Regions from separate parts of the Homo sapiens genome. Here region 2 is linked to region 1. Evidence: read pairs that join two places in POLR2A ChIA-PET (ENCODE). Cell type or tissue: GM12878. All regions are shown on one strand.

Region 1 (2,500 bases):
TTCTGCAATGGGCCCCAACAGAAAAGATCAAACCAAAATGAAGTTATTGATGCTAAAGTTATTTGTCACCAAACCAAACAACTAAACTGGTTTTCTGATCTTCGGAGAAGTCAGGAGAGAAAGATGACAGCCAAATCCCTAAACTGGCCAGTTTTGGTCTACATAATAAGGAAATTCCCTATGCTTTAGTCTTTATAAGAAAAGTAACCTGAAGGTAACTGATCTGCTTTTTGTATTATGCTATTTCCTTGTTTTTGCTCAAACTATCTTATAAAAACTGATCTGTCATGCCCAATGGAACATGAAATCTTTAGAGGAGACACTGCCCAATTTATGGTTCACTAATAAAAGCCAATTAGATCTTTTTTTTTTTTTTTTTTTTTGAGATGGAGTCTGGCTCTGTCACCCAGGCTGGAATGCAGTGGCGCAATCTCGGCTTGCTGCAAGCTCTGCCTCCGGGGTTCGCGCCATTCTCCTGCCTCAGCCTCCCAAGTAGCTGGGACTACAGGCGCCCGCCACTACGCCCAGCTAATTTTTTATATTTTTAGTAGAGACGGGGTTTCACCGTGTTAGCCAGGATGGTCTCGATCTCCTGACCTCGTGATCCACCCGCCTCGGCCTCCCAAAGTGCTGGGATTACAGGCGTGAGCCACCGTGCCTGGCCTCTTTTTTTTTTTTTTAAGACAGTCTTGCTGTGTCACCCAGGCTGAAGTGCAGTGGCACAATCTTGGCTCACTGCAAGCTTCACCTCCCAGGCTTAAGTGATTCTCCTGACTCGGCCTCCCGAGTAGCTGGGACTACAGGCATATACCACCACCCCTGGCTAATTTTTGTATTTTTAGTAGAGACAGGGTTTCACTATGTTGGCCAGGCTGGTCTCAAACTCCTGTTCTCAAGTGATCTGCCTGCCGTGACCTCCCAAGTGCTAGGATTACAGGCATGAACCACTGCGCCTGGCCACATCTTTAAACTAAATTTGTTGAAATTTTGTTTTTTAATGTCACTAAACTGTAAGAAAGAGAAAACCAGGAGCTGGCCTGTCAGTCACTGCCAGGCCTTGGTGTTCTGTGGAACATACATGTTTTCACAGAATAACAACATTGGACAAGACTGCTGTAAGACCACAATGGAACAAGACAAAAGCAAGTCTATTCCCCAATCATGTCTGAGCACAAACAAAACCAAGAACATGTCTAAACCTCAAAAGGACCAAACATACCCTTAGGCTGGCTGATATGAGTCACAAGCTGTCTTTACCAATTATAGGTATATCTCTACTCTAGATTTCCTGCCTTCTAGCAAAAACATTATTAAGATTCCACGTCATAGTACTCGTACCTTTGCTTCCTGACGACACTCAATCCAGAGCAAAGCTCTGCTTCCCTGAACCCTCTCCAAAATGATCTTACAGAAGCCATATTTGCCATTTTTAATTAATTAATTTATTTATTTATTTATTATTTATGAGACAGAGTTTCACTCTGTGGCGCAGGCTGGAGTACAGTGGCACGATCTCGGCTCACTGCATCCTCTGCCTCCAGGTTCAAGTGATTCGTCTGCCTCAGCCTCCTGAGTAGCTGGGATTACAGGCACCTGCCACCACATCCGGCTAATTTTTGTACTTTTAGTAGAGACAGGGATTCACCATGTTGGCCAGGTTGGTCTCGAACTCCCGACCTCAGGTGATGCCCCCACCTCAGCCTCCCAAAGTTCTGGGATTACAGGTGTGAGCCACCATGCCTGGTCAGTATTTGCCATTTTTAATACCTGTATTTTGCTGGGATATGCCTCACACCAGCTAACCCAGGATGTGCATGTTTCTGGAAGTCCTTGAGAAGAACCTTCGATGTGCTATAATCCTAAGGGTAACTTGCCTGCATTGCTCCCTAGTGGTCTGAGGTTTCAGCTGAGATAGTGAGGGTGGAGAGGGGCGGGTGTGATAGTGATGGAAACACACCCCATGTAGATCAGAGGCAGCAGAAGAGGGCAGGGAGAAAGTTGAGACCTGGCTTTGCTGTATACTACTTTGTAAGGCCCTGACCAAGGCTGGTGATCTCTCTGAACCTTGTAGTTCTTCCTCTAAAATGGAGCTTCCTTCTTCAGGGGACTGGTAAGAATTAAAAGCACAAAGTACATAAAAAGCTTTGTAGAACTGGACTCTTTTTCCTGGATCCTGGTACCAAGGCAGGATCATGACTTTCCCAGGACCCTTAGCAAAATGTCCTATTTAACTTTTTTTTAAAATGTAAACCGATTTTTAGGTAGGGTGTGCTGTCTCATGCCTATAATCCAAGCATTTTGGGAGGCCAAGGCGGGAGGCTCACTTGAGGTCAGGAGTTCAAGACTAGCCTGGGCAATATGGCGAGATCCTGTCTATAAAAAATGAAAAAATCAGCCAAGTGTGGTGATATGTGCCTGTAGTCCCAGCTACTCAAGAGGCTGAGGTGGGAGGATCGCTTGAGTCTGGATGTTTGAGGCTGCAGTGAGCCATGGTTGTGCC
Region 2 (2,500 bases), 610 kb after region 1:
CAGAAACTATACGGAACTTAAACAAATTAACAAGCAAAAAACAACCCCGTTAAAAAGTGGGCAAAAGATATGAACATTTTTCAAAAGAAGACATACACATGGCCAGCAAGCATATGAAAAAATGCTCACCATTACTAATCACTAGAGAAATGTAAATCAAAACCACAATGAGATACCATTTCACACCAATCAGAATGGTTATTATTAAAAAGTCAAAAAATAACAGATGCTGGAGAGGTTGCAGAGAAAAGAGAATACTTATACACTGCTGGTGGGAATGTAAATTAGTTCAGCCATTGTGGAAAGCAGTTTGGCGACTTGTCAAAGAACTTAAAACAGAAGTACTATTCAACCCAGCAATCCTATTATTGGATACATACCCAAAGGCATATATATAAATCATTCTACCATAAAGACACATGCACATATATGTTCATTGCAGCACTATCCACAATAGCAAAGACATGGAATCAACTTAAATGCCCATCAGTGGTAGACTGGATAAAGAAAATGTGATACCTATATGCCATGGAATACTACACAGCCAAAAAAAAGAACAAGATTATGTTCTTTGCAGCAACATGGATGGAGCTGGAGGCCATTAATCTAAGTAGACTTAACACAGGAACAGAAAACCAAATACCATGTGTTCTTACTTATCAGTAAGAGCCAAATATTGAATACACATGAACACAAAGGAGGGGGCAAGAGTTGCTGGGGCCTACCTGAGGGTGGAAGTTGGGAGGAGGGTAAGGATAAAAAAATTACATATCAGGTCCTATGCTTATTACCCGGGGGATGAAACGACCTCTACACCAAACCCCCATGACATGCAATTTACCTATATAACAAATCTACATGTGTACCTCTGAACCTAAAATAAAAGTGTAAAGAAAGAAATTGTATACCTTTAAAGCTTATTCACAATTATGACTCTCAATATATTAGCAATATATTAAACATATTTGTTTTTCAATAATACATATGTAGAAATTAATAATATCTATTTTCACATTCAATATTGTGCATTCCTTGCACTGCTTGCCCCTGATTTTGGAGATTAATGCTGCAGAAAATATAGAGCCAAAAAAGGCATAGGTAAGCAACAGAGCTGCATGATCGCATCTGTATTCTAGAAGTCCACTAGAAGAGTGGAGGAGGACAAATTCCTAGAAAGACACAAACTACCAAAACTGACTCAAGAAGAAATAGATAACCTAAGTAGACCTATAAAAAGTAAAGAGGTTGAATTACTAATGTTTAAACTTCCCATAAAGATTCAATCTTTGTAGGTCACATGCTTCTAGGAAGTCATCCATTTCTTCTAGGTTACATAACTTCCAGGCTACATAACAAAGGAAATAATTATCAGACTGAAGAAACAATCCATGAATTGAGAGAAAATATTTGCAAACTATAAATCTGAAAAGGGGCTGATATCCAAAGTATATAAGGAATTCAAAAACTCAACTGCAGGAAAACAAATAACCCAATTAAAAATGAGCAAAGGTTCTGAACAGGCATTTCACTAAAGATTAGATACAATTGCCCAACAGATACATGACAAAATACTCAACATCTCTAATCATTAGGAAAATGCACATTAAAACCATAATGAGATTTCACCTCACACCTGTTGGAATGGCTATTACCAAACAGATGAGTGACAAGTGTTGGTGAAGATGTGAAGAGATGGGAACCCTTGTGTACTCTTGGTGGGAATGTAAATAAGTACAGCCTTTTGGAAAACACCTTGAAGATTCCTCAAAAAACTGAAAGAACACCTTTGTCCTCTAACAAAGGTGTCATTGTGAGGTCCATCCTCTGTAGTCAAGGCTCTCTGGGTCTGTGAATTTATTTAGGTCTGGGAACTAGGTATGAAGCCGTGGCTTTCTTTTGCAGTGACTCAAGTTAGACTTTTGCCTATCAAACCTACAGTTTGTCCAGTAATACTTTAGCAGATGGTCCAGCTATTTCATCTCCCCAAGGATACCAGGATTGATTAGCTCCTGGTAAAAATCCCTGCATGTCAAACCTTCTGATTGCTATTGGTTCACGTTGCCCATACAGAACTTGCACTCACCTTGTCTGTGAAAGTTAAGTACTGCCACTTACCTTCTACCACCTTGAGATCTTTTCACTCTTATTGAAATCAGGAAAAAATAGTTTTTACAACATAGTGGTGCCAATTATGAGCCATTAATGAGCTGTGTAACAACCTGGGAATCCAGGTGCTATGGTTTGAATGCTGCTGTCCCCCTCAAACTCATATGTTGAAGCCTCATTGCCAATGTGACAATATTAGGAGGTGGGGCTTTTGGGAGTGCTTAGGTCATGAGGGTTTCACCCTCATTAATGGGATTAGTGCCCTTATGAAAGGGGCCACAGAGAGCTGCCTTGCCCCTTCCACCATGTGAGGACACAGAGCGAAGGTGCCATCTGAGAGCCAGAAAGCAGTCCCTCCCCAGATATCACATCTGTTGGTGCCTTGATCTTGGAC

Evidence for each region. ChIA-PET counts read pairs that join two places held together with the same protein. Peaks named below come from ENCODE experiments on the same cell type or tissue, not always from the same donor. Only the 100,000 strongest peaks of a DNase experiment are listed, where the experiment ranks them.
Region 2: POLR2A ChIA-PET joins it to region 1 with 6 read pairs; 2 of 35 experiments call an interaction of 5 or more read pairs at or near these places.

What each region holds. Positions count from the first base shown.
Region 1 is chr20:43,491,051-43,493,550 of GRCh38, forward strand. No RefSeq gene overlaps it. Among named protein-coding and RNA genes, the nearest start is that of L3MBTL1, 15 kb to the right of the region's middle. In GM12878, no CTCF peak of the experiment used is centred here; a DNase peak (open chromatin) is centred at 1,181.
Region 2 is chr20:44,101,541-44,104,040 of GRCh38, forward strand. No RefSeq gene overlaps it. Among named protein-coding and RNA genes, the nearest start is that of JPH2, 84 kb to the right of the region's middle. In GM12878, no CTCF peak of the experiment used is centred here; no DNase peak of the experiment used is centred here.